Regions from separate parts of the Homo sapiens genome. Here all the other regions are linked to region 1. Evidence: chromatin contacts called from ENCODE Hi-C or POLR2A ChIA-PET data. All regions are on one chromosome and are shown on one strand. The core of a region is the stretch at or near the end of the contact, and the rest is flanking DNA. Distances in the headings are between cores, read along the strand shown. Region 1 holds the start of MAPK6 (mitogen-activated protein kinase 6). Region 2 holds the start of MYO5A (myosin VA). Region 3 overlaps MYO5A (myosin VA).

Evidence for each region. Hi-C counts contacts between places; a loop is a spot of excess contacts on that map. ChIA-PET counts read pairs that join two places held with the same protein, here RNA polymerase II (POLR2A). Pooled maps may share reads with other maps.
Region 2: a map of heart left ventricle shows a loop between it and region 1 (4-fold over the local background). The contact joins the promoter of MYO5A here to the promoter of MAPK6 in region 1. A Hi-C loop is called at or near these places in 1 of 168 maps with a recorded cell type or tissue (heart left ventricle) and 6 of 50 pooled maps. POLR2A ChIA-PET finds 5 or more read pairs at or near these places in 1 of 52 experiments (IMR-90).
Region 3: a loop to region 1 is called in a pooled map, with 3 times the contacts of the local background. The contact joins the enhancer-like site here to the promoter of MAPK6 in region 1. A Hi-C loop is called at or near these places in 5 of 37 single-sample maps with no recorded cell type and 10 of 50 pooled maps.

Annotation. Positions count from the first base shown.
Region 1 is chr15:52,017,246-52,020,969 of GRCh38, forward strand. It overlaps MAPK6 (mitogen-activated protein kinase 6), which reads left to right and starts at 1,974. Exons shown (of 6, transcript NM_002748.4): 1 at 1,974-2,131. MAPK6-DT (MAPK6 divergent transcript) reads right to left here and starts at 1,850. Exons shown (of 2, transcript NR_156732.1): 1 at 1,454-1,850. RefSeq lists enhancers at 1,575-1,644, 2,985-3,034 and silencers at 1,815-1,924, 2,225-2,734.
Region 2 is chr15:52,526,406-52,530,129 of GRCh38, forward strand. It overlaps MYO5A (myosin VA), which reads right to left and starts at 2,475. Exons shown (of 42, transcript NM_001382347.1): 1 at 2,375-2,475. The coding sequence starts at 2,401. RefSeq lists a silencer at 2,125-3,004.
Region 3 is chr15:52,464,330-52,468,053 of GRCh38, forward strand. All of the region lies in intron 1 of MYO5A (myosin VA), which reads right to left. Among named protein-coding and RNA genes, the nearest start is that of MYO5A, 63 kb to the right of the region's middle. RefSeq lists enhancers at 1,434-2,189, 1,834-2,123. Within about 2 kb of position 1,967, at least 10 of the 41 ENCODE cell types and tissues checked have a DNase peak (open chromatin) inside an H3K27ac peak, as active enhancers do.

The sequences.
Region 1 (3,724 bases), core at 724-3,223:
GGATTATCATTAGTTCTTACAGGTTTTGGGATAGGCAGTGGAGTTAAGAGCAATGGTTTGGGGGCAGGGGGTGGATCTCACAAAGTACATTCTCAAGGGTGGGGAGAGTTACAAGGAATCTTCTTAAGGATGGGGGAGATTATAAAGAACCTTCTTAAGGGTGGGGGAGATTACAAAGTACACTGATCAGTTAGGTTGGGGCAGAAATAAATCACAATGATGGAATGTCATCAGTTAAGGCTATTTTCATTTTTTTTGTGGATCTTCAGTTGCTTCAGGTCATCTGGATGTATATGTGCAGGTCACTGGGGATACGATGGCTTAGCTTGGGCTCAGAGGCCTGACACCCTTTTGAAATGCTACAAAGATTCTGTCAATTTAGTGGTCTCCCTTACTATTGTAAGCCAACTTTGCATTATCCACAGGAAGTCAGCAGTGACACTGGATTAAATGCTCCTTGAGGGAAGGCACAGTGCTTGGTATTTATTCTCCCACCTTCTCTGGGTGATCAGACATTGATGGAAAAGGAAGGTAAACGAGTTCTCAAAGAGTGAGAGGAAAAATGTCCTGAGGATCAGAGGAGAGCCTAGAGCAGAGGCAGTGGGGCTGAAGGTACGAGCTCTCGTTGCAGAAGCTGGAAATTCTGCGGTTGGAACAAGTCTCCCCTTTCTCTTGGTTTTTTTCACTCATTACCTCTTCTTCACACCTGGTACTCAGCTGACGTTGTTTTAAATATTAAAAAATATAAAGCATTCAAGCTCACCCCAACCACTTAACTTCATTACTCTGTGATTTTTTTTTTTGAGACAGAGTTTCGCCCTTTCGCCCAGGCTGGAGTGTCCTGGCGCGATCTCGGCTCACTGCAACCCCCCGCGGGGTTCAAGCTATTCTCCTGCCTCAGCCTCCCGAGTAGCTGGGATTACAGGTGTGAGCCACCACACCCGGCTACTTTTTGTATTTTTAGTGGAGACGGGGCTTTCACCATGTTGGCCATGCTGGTCTCGAACTCCTGGCCTCAGGTGATCTGCCCGTCTCGGCCTCCCAAAGTGCTAGGATTACAGGCGTGAACCACCACGCCTGGCCCTTTGTGATCTTTTTGAAGTGGTCTTTGCCTCTTTCTTGAAGATGCCCATAATAATGACTAGAAGGGCTATTCTATGTCTGGTTCTCAGCAAGATGGTGATGAAGTCATTGAAAAAATATGCTGACCTGCGTCTCTAATTTCATAAATACTTAAATTTCACATAAACACTGAAAAGGCTCCTTGGACTCAATAAGCCATGATAAGTAATGTAAGTTTGCTTTTAGCCAAGTGGGCCCAAGAAGGCACCCATCCACCTTTCTACGTTTCATAGTGCATCCCTTCCCAAATTCAAATTGTCCTATCCCAGTTCCTGCAACAAGCCAGGTACTCTGGCCTCCCAGTCTTTGCTCACAGAAACACCCTCCCCACCTCCTGGTTATATCCGCTCCTCCGGGATCCAGCTGAAAGGCCACCTTGGCGACCACTCCTGAAAGCCTTCCTCCATACTCTGGCAGAATGAATGACCTTAGTATTGGCCTCTAACGCGTCTGTCTTGTGCTCGGGCTGTCGCCTTCCAGCCAATCCATCTTAAGGTCCACCCTTCCTGGAGACTGAGGCCTCTTCCTCTCGGATTGCCCAGTGCCTTGCACGTAGTAGGTGCTTAGTAAACGCTGGCACTGGGTTTGGTCACTTTGTTCCCTTAATGCCAGGGCAGGTAGTAGAGCAAACGGCCCCAGCTGTCTTCCTCCCTGCCCGCCCGCAGGCAAAGCCCCCAGGAGACGCCGGACGAGCCGCGTGCCTTTCCCACCGCCTCCGCGGCGCGCGCAGCCCAGTCACGGGCGCTGGAAATTCCGGCGCGTGCGGGTGCGCTGGGCAGGGCGGGGGCGGGAGAACCCGTGGAGTGAGCCTGTGACGTGAGGGGGCGTGGCACCGCGAAGCCCCGCCCCCTCTTCCTCGCCCTCTCTCGCGGGTCGGGGTTACATGGCGGCGACTGCGGCAAAGCGAGAGCCTCGGAGACGCCGCTGCCGCCAGCACAGCCGGAGACCTGAGCCGACACTGGGGGCAGTCCGCGAGCCCCGCACTCTCTCGATGAGTCGGAGAAGTCCCGTGAGTGTGTGTGTGTACGTGTGCGGGGTGCGCCGGCGGGGCGGCTCGGGAGGGCGCCGCGGCGGGCCCGGCGGCGGCGGCGGCGGCGGCGACGGCGGAGCCGGCTCCCTCCTCCATTGTGTGTGACCCTCCGGCGGCTGCCGCTCAACAAAGGCGTTTTTGTTCGGTCTGCCGCCCGCCCCCTGCTCGCCCGCCTGCCCGCCCGCTCGGGCCTGGCCGGCGCGTCCCCGCGCGGGCGGGCGGGCGGCGGGCTGGGGTCCCCGCGTGGGGCCGGCCAGGCGGCCAGCGCGCCCCTCCCACCCGGCACGCCCCTCGCCGGTCGCCCTGCCAGGCCGCGCCCGCTCCCTGGCCCCGCACGCCTGCTGCCGTCCCGCCGCCTGCGCCTGGCTCCGCGGGTTCGAAACCCAGCCGGACCGGACCGGAGGGCGGGCGAGCGAGGGGCGGCGGCCCGGGGAACATGAGGTGGCGTGGAGTCTCGCCTTACTGGCACGCTGCCTTTCGAAATGCTCCCGCGTCTCCTCCCCCATCCCACCCGGTGACTCGGCCTCAGCTGACTCCGGCCGGGCAAAGTCTCCAGTGGCGTAGCGCGCAGCGCTCACCCGGCTCGTCTCAGAGCCCTGAAGTCCGCCCAAGTTTTGAGTCTTGCCATGAATGAGGTACTGAAAACTCGGAGACGAAATTCCTAATTTCCTCCCTCGGCCCTACAGTCTTTCCTTAGCTTCTTTCGGGACCTTAAGTGGTGGTCTGTAAAAGTGCCCAAATGAAAGCTTGTTTTGTCGGTTCACCAAAAAGGGCCTTGTCACTTTGCTGTGCATTTTAGTCCGCCTTGTGAGTTGTGTCGAAAAGTAAAGGTGTTTTGGCATCCTTTTGTTTCTTGGCGAGTGTAGGACCCAACCGGTTTAGGTGTTAGGGGGATCTCTGTGCAGCGGGAGCTTCTTGATTCCTTTCCTGTTTTATTTTTTCTTTTGCTTGTTCATTGGAAAAGGTCCAGTGAAAGGGACTGGTGAGTTGGAATTAGAAGCCTACTTGTATTAACGGCAGAATTCGTGTTCATTGCTAAAGATGCAGTCTCAGTAATGACTTTTTTTTTTTTAACGGATACAGATGATTTGTCAAGGGGAAAAATTAACACGCCATACAATGAAGAGCAAGCAGCTTCAGAGTAATTTTCTGATGGCTGATTCTTCTAGCCTGTCTCTTACAGTTCCAATTGCACATGTCCTCCCTCTTTAACGCTGGAAAACTGAGATGGAAAGAATGATCTGACCAGAAGAATGTAGGGTCCAAACAGGGCCTGGCCCTGAAATCAGGAATTTCTTCATAGAAATATCAGATTTTAATGTTTAAAAAATAATTTTGAATTGGGTGAAAGGAACTTTGTCTTTAGATAGTAGTTGTTCAAACATGTTTATGAAGTGTTTGCTATGTGCCAGGGATTGTAAAGTCATTTCACATATGTTACATCATTTATTAAGAATTGCCTTAAGCTTGTAAAATTATTCATTGATGTCCTGAATTCAGTAATTGCAGTTAATCTAGAAAATATGCCAGATTTGAGCAGAACATATTTGATCACCTAGGTATTACTGTTGA
Region 2 (3,724 bases), core at 1,225-3,724, 510 kb after region 1:
TCTTGTTGCCCAGGCTCGCGATCTTGGTTCACTGCAACCTCCGCCTTCCAGGTTCAAGTGATTCTCCTGCCTCAGCCTCCTGAGTAGCTGGGATTACAGGCATGCGCCACCACGCCCAGCTAATTTTCTATTTTTAGTAGAGACGGGGTTTTGCCATGTTGGTCAAGATGGTCTCGAACTCCTGACCTCAGGTGATTCACCCACCTCGGCAACGTGTTGGGATTACAGGCGTGAGCTACCGTGCCCAGCCTAACTTTTTAATTTTTTTGTAGAGACCAGGTCTCATTATGTTCCTCAGGCTGTTAAAAGGTAAATTTTAAAATAGATTGTGATAAAGCTGTGACAGAAGCCCAAAACTTTACCATTTACAAATCACAACATCTTTTCAATTTTTTCTCCCAAATTATCCTGGGGGAAAAAAGCATTCGAAATCCAACAACAATTTATTATCCACTCAGTCTCTAGTTAAGCAGCCTACTATTAGGTGACTCAAAGATGACTGCTCACCATATAGAACGGAGGGTGTCCAATCTTTTGGCTTCCCTGGGCCACACTGGAAGAAGAATTTTCTTTGGCCACACATAAAATACACTAATGATAAATGATGAGCTAAAAAAAAAATTGCAAAAAAAACACAACAACCCATGTTTTAAGAAAGTTTATGAATTTGTGTTGGGGCACATTCAAAGCCGTCCTGGGCCCACATGCGGCCCATGGGCTGCGGGTTGGACAAACTTGATGTAGAAGTGGAGGGGATGGGCTACACAAAGTAACCAAGGAATGTTTACAGACTGATTATCTCTTCATGTGAAAATGATTTTGATATTTCTTAATATCGACCTCATAAGTTCCTTATGAGGATTATGAGTTCATATTTTTAAAACGCTTAAAACAGTACCTGGCACATAGCAAGCACCATATTAAGTGTTTAAGTTACTTTTAATCAGTTTCCAATTGCATTCGTTCATATGTTAGAGATCTACAATGCCTAAAGAAATTACCAGGTTGAGAGAGAAGTTCCAACTGTACAGTCGTTAAATCTAAAACTAGAAAGAAAGAGGTCTCAGACAATGTTTCATGCAAGCTCATTTCATGGTTGAAGAAATTAATCATATATCTCATATTTGCAGAGAAATTCATAGGTTACAAAAAGCTTTCACAACGATTATTAAGTTTGATTCTCACAACAGCTTGTAAGGGATGCAAGGCAAGTATAATTAACTGCATTTACTCATTAGGAAATCGAACCAGAGATGTTAAGTGACTTGTCCAAGGTCACAGTTAGTAAGTCCCGGCTTGAATCCAGGTCTCTTGATGCCCAGTCTTCTTTCCTCTACAAAACACACTGCAACTTGGGCCCTGGACTTCAGTGACATTTGGAAACAATGATTCCAGTGATTACAGGACCCTAAATGAAAGTTCTGTTGCAAAAGCTAATGTGAAAAGGCAACTCTATTAACTGCATGTAGAAGTAATCAATATCTGGCAAAATATCTACCTACACATGAGTGTACAGTATAAAATGCCATGATTACATATATTCACAAAGGTCATCACAAATCTGCGCAGCACTCAAGTGACAGTTCTCCATAATATGTCATTCAGAGATCGCCAGACCCTGAGTATATTGATGTCAGTCTAAGAAAAGACTGCCACTTCCCTTAAACCAAACCCAGAAGGGAAAGGCTTGCCCCAGAGGATGGTAAAGACATGGAGCCTAACAAGGCTCTGCGGGATTACACGCAGGTTGCAAACTCCCAGCGATAAATGAGTACCGACCCTCCCAGCCGGTGAATCAGCTCGCGTTCATCCGGCAGCATCTTTCCCCGGGGCTCGCCACCCCCAGCGCAGCTAAACTGGGGAGCTAAAGGTGATACGGCCACCGTTTGCAGGATTCAAAATAACCTCACAGAAAGGCTAGCTGGCGGTAGAAGCGGCACTGCATACCAACACAAGACGTTATTTTAAGCGCGTGTCCCCACGAGAGAACCCATCCGATCTACTGGAGCAAGCATCTCCCACCCGCCGGGAATTTTCCAAAGCCAAGCAGGAGGGGAGGCACGCCCGCCCTGCTAAATCCACATGGGCCCCCTTTCCACTCCGAAGCCCGCTCTGCCCCCAGCTCGAGCAGCGCGGCAGGGGCCTGGGAGACCCCCGAGGCGGGCCACCTTCCGCCGCCTTCACCATCTCGCCCGAAAGAGGAAGGTGCCGCAGCGGGCGACCGGCTGGTAGGGCCGAGGGTTCTGAGGCGCTGAAGGGGATGGCGCTGGTGGGGCTCGCCTGGGCCCGGCGCTCCCGCCCCCTCCCCAGCCTGACAGCTGGCGGCGAGGGCCGCACAGCCCCAGTCCTCGACGCCGGCCGCGGGGTGCCTTACCTTTGTGTAGAGCTCCGACGCAGCCATGGCGGGCCCCGCGCGCCTACGCCCCCCGCCTGTGCGGAGGCCGCACCTCGCCTGGGCGGCCGCCCGAGCGGACTAGGAAGCGCCCGCAGCCGCCGGCAGGGAGCAGGGCAGGGCAGGGCCGGGCGGGGAGGGCCGCGCGGGGCGGGGCGGGGCGGGGCGCCTCAGGCGCTGGCCGCCCGCAGGGGCCTCGCCATCACTCCCGGGCTCGCCGCGAGCAGCCGCGAGCGCTCCACCTGCCCGGGGTCCTAGGGGTCGCCGCCGCCGCCGCAGCCACTTCGGCGGCCCGCGATGCTGCCTCCGCTGCCGCCGCCGCCACCGCCGCCGCCCTGTGCATTATGGGAGCGGGAGGAGGCTGCGCTCCAGCGCTGCCACCGCGGCTGCTCTGGGCTCTCTCGGGCTCACGCTGCCTCCCATCGGCTACGAGCACAGAGCATCATCATCATCAGCCTGCCAGCCGGCCCCGCCGCCGCCTCGCGCCCTGCCGAGGCCCGGAAACCCGCCCGGGACGTGAGCCCCGAGGGCGCGGCACACCCCGGGCGCCCCCACCCCGAAGCGAGCCCGGGGCCCTCTGCTGCGGAGCCTAGCTCCCGCGGTAGCGCAGCCATGGCACGGGCTGTTACTGTGTCCGAATAAACGATGGGAGCCTCCAGGCTGCTCCTCCCGTCCTTCCAAGCATTCCTAGGGAGAGGATTTAGGGGAAGCCCTCTTGAAAGACTGTAGAATAACCCAGGACTGTAGAAGAGCCTTGTCAGCAGCAGTGACCCGGGAGATGGGCAATGCAGGACCGGGAATTTCAGGTTAAGGTTGATCACCAAGGTCATTCCGAGCACCTCGATGTCTGCAGCAAAGTCGTCTCCCGATACCAGAGGGCAAGGGCCGCTTCTAAGCTACAGAAACTTAAGTGACTTTGAAACGAGATAGCCCGGGGACAGCCCAGGTGCCTCTTTCCTAGACCTGTGCGTTTGCGGAGATGCAACTACCCTTCTGTCCCAGCCTTCTTCCCGTCCTGTTCGCTGCTGGTGATTGTCGGCTCCATGGTGGCACCTGAAGTTTATCCGGTTGCCACCTGAAAATGACGGAGTACTTACATGGAAAATCTGTATTACAGTTTAACTCAACATCAAAAGGGCAAAGCCGCCCTCACTCTCCTCACGGTGATCCTTGAACATCCAGCACAAGAATGTGGTCTTTCTACTCCCAACCCTGCGCTGTCTTCATCCTCTATCTTCTCCCCACCCTCATTGTCGTTTCTGGTTGAATAATCTTCATTCTTTATTGTTGTCGTTGTTGTTGTTGCTGTTTTTGTTTGTTTAATCCCTGCCT
Region 3 (3,724 bases), core at 717-3,216, 450 kb after region 1:
TTCTGTTGTTCCTAGAACACCCAAACTACAAGTTCAATGCCATTGCTGTACCCACTGCCTAGAACACCTTCCCCTCATTTCCCATCTCTTCTTAGGACTAGTTCCTTCTCACTCTTCTGGTCTCAGTTTATATATGCGTTTTTCTCAGAAAAAGTCCACCCTGACTACTCTATAGATTGTTTTGGTTATGTGGGATTCTTTGTGTCCCTAACTAGCCAGAAAGCCTGTGAGGGCAGGGACAACGAACACCGAAACCTAGAACAATGTTTGGTAACTAGCAGGTACTCAATAAATATGTGTGAAATGAAAGTGCTTAGCATAGTGTTTAGCTGACTGAAAAAATAGGTTAGGAGCAGGATGTGAAAGACCTCATGTGCCATGGTAGGCAGTTTGGCCTATATACTGCATGAGACAGGGATTCATCACAGGCTTTTAAGCAGAGTAATGAATGACCAGATGTTTCCAACACCCTAGTTCTAATCAGCAGTCTTTTAATCATAAACAAAAGCACATCTTGTACAACTCCTGCTTATGATTAGTCGTTTTCCTAGTTATGTATATATGACTGTCACTCACATTTAGCCTGTAGACAGGATTTATCTAATATACACATAATTGCTTCCAAAATGTCATCCATATTAGGCAAATAGAGACTGTATTGGCCACACTGGGAGTCAGCTTTACCTAAGGGCAGGGGCAAGGAGGGACATTTCACTGGTATTACCTCATTAATGATGAGCACTAGAAGGGAGATTCTTGACCTGGAAACAGCAGCCTTGGTAGTAAGGTCAGGGCAAGATTATTACGGAATTCTATAATGAGCTGGCTTTGAGAGGGCAAATGAGTAGGCCATCTTGCTGCTGGCTGAGACACCTTAAGCAAAAAAGCCCTGTTGGCCTGCATCTTTAAGTGGAAGTGTTAAACTTTGGGCTGCATGATGCTTTCTTATTAACTCCTCCCATGATCCCCTATCCTTGCCCCTTTTATTAAGTGTCCTTTTAGCTTAATTTTAGCCGAGAAAAGCAGCTATGAAAGTTGATCTAGGTTTTATAATTTTGAAAGAATGGTTGGTATAAAATATTTTTCAGAAAAATAAAAAACTTCTGGGTGCCAAAATACATCATAAACAAACCCAAAATACAGGGTGACCAAAAATATATTTGTAAAAAAGCAAAGTCCCTTAATGTATAAAGAACTTTTGCCTGTAGTCCCAGCTACTTGGGAGGCTAGGGCAGGAGGATTGCTTGAATTCAGGAATTCGAAAGTATAGTGCGCTATGATCATGCCACTGCACTCCAGCCTGAGCAACAGAGCAAGACCCTGTCTCTAGAAAATAAATAGAATAAATTTAAAAAGACTTTTAAAAAGAACTCTTACAAATCATTAAGAAAAAGATACATCTTGAGATTTTTTTCGCCCAAGATGGCTGACTAGAGGCTTTTCTAGCACACTTCATAAACTCAGAAGAACCAAAATAGTGTGTAGACAATCATACTTTGAACATATTATCCATGATAATATGTTTGACATGAAAAGCAATGAGTCCAACAGAAAAGCAAAAAGAAACTCCAAAATCTGAGAAGAAGGAAGGTAGGTAGCCCGTATGGCCAGGACCGGCCAAAAACCAGGAGTGAATCCCCAATATGGAAAAGGGTACATATCTCTCTGTGGTCCACTTTCCCACTAGGGAATCGAGCAATCCAGACCACAGGAAAGTACCTTGCCCCTTCTAAGCCCTAGATCTAACATGCGGAGCAGCCAGGAGACTGTGAGAAGGAACTGCTTGAGGAAGTATCCCAGGCATTCCTTCAGACTGGACACCTACAGCAGGACCCTATTCTCTTTCCTAGCTCTTACTTAGCAAGCTGCACCTCACACGCCTGGGAGCTAGCCACAGCAGCAGCAGTCTTTGGCAGTAGAGAGACTCAGGCTGGGGCTTGGGGAACTGAAACCTGTGGGAGGGGCTCCCACAGCCAGAACTGAGAAATGAGTGTGGTATGGGCTCCAGCTGCTGGTGCTGAAACTGGGCTCCCCCCAACCCCACCCATGGACCAGAGGAGGAGAAGTGCCAGAGAGGTGTAGTATTGAGCTGCACAGTGACTCCTATAGCCCAAGACTGCACTGCAGACGAGAAGCAAACTGTAGTGACTAAGTGAACAGCCAGACTGGCTAACATAGTTGAGATGGGGGCATGAACCTTGCCAAGACTGGGGTGTAAGAGGGAAGCAGGTCCCATGTCTGCCAGCCAAGGCTGTGAAGCTAGAACCACCCTCCCTTCCCAGGCTGAGACATCAGCATAACAGTGGTCAGCCCTAACCCAGGTATTTTACCAGAGGCCTAAATCAGGGTAGGTAGCCACTCCCATCAGGGTAGGTGGTCTGAGTGCAGGCCTAGCTAACTTAGCTCCATTCCAGCTTTGCCCCCCACTCCAAGATAGGGTGCAGGATCCAGGCCCCTGGGGGTTCCATGGCCCAATCCACCTTCTGGGACAGCCTGAAGAGCCCACTGCAACAATTAACACAAGAGCACAGCACTTGAGAAAGAGAAGAGCTTCTCACAACTACTGCCCCTATCACCCATGACATCACAGCTGCACAGGAGGTTGTGTGTCTGCTCACTGCCTGGTACGCCACTACAACCAGCATTCAAGAAAGCTACCGCATTAAGGCTATGTATATCCAAGGAAATCATACAAAGTCTTTGTCACTTCATGCAGACAAATGGCCCTACCCAATCAGCATCATAGTCACATCTTCAGATACACAGAAATCAACATATAGGAAGTATGAAAAAGCAAGGTATTATGGCGCCCTCAAAGGAACAAAATAATTATTTGGCAATAGATCCTAAGCAGAACAAAAATCCTTGAAATGTCGATAAATAATTCAAAGTATTGATTTTAAAGAAGCTCAATGAGATGCAAGAGAAATCTGCAAACTAATATAAAGAAAATCAGAAAATCAATTTAGGATGCACATGAGGAATTTACAGGAGACAGATTTCAAAAACAAACAGAAATTCTGGGTCTGAAAAATTATTGAAGGAATTACAAAATACATTTGAAATGCTTCAAAAATAGACTAGACTAAGCAGAAAAAAAGAATCTCAAAACTTGAAGACAAGTCTTTTGAAATAACATAATCAGACAAAAGTGAGGAAAAAAGAATGAATAAAGACATCAAGATATTAGGGTCTACATAAGGCAACCAAGCTTACGAATTATTGGTATTCTCAAGGAGGAAGAAAATGCAAAAAGTTCTGAAAACCTATTTAAGGAAATAATTGATGAAAATTTCCCAAGTCAAGAAAGAGATTTAGACATCCAGCTACAGGAGGCCCAGCAATCCCCAGGAAAATAAACTGCAAAAAAAACTTCACCACAGCATATTATCATCAGACTGTCTAAAGTCAAAGTGAAGGAAAAAAATTTTAAATCGGCAAGAGAAAAGCACACTTAGTTGCCTATAAAGGAAACCCCATCAGACTAATGGCACACTTCTCAGCAGAACTCTCACAGGCCAGAAGAGAATGGGATGGCATTTTCAAAGTGATGAAAGAAAAAAGAAAAACCTAGCAGCCAATAATTTTATGTCCAGCAAGATTAAGCTTCATAAAACAAAACCTCACATATCAGCGAATTAATAAGAAAAAGATAAACAACCTAGTAGCAAATAGGCAAAAGAAAAAAACAGGTAGCGAACAGAAGCACCATTTAAAAAGTTAA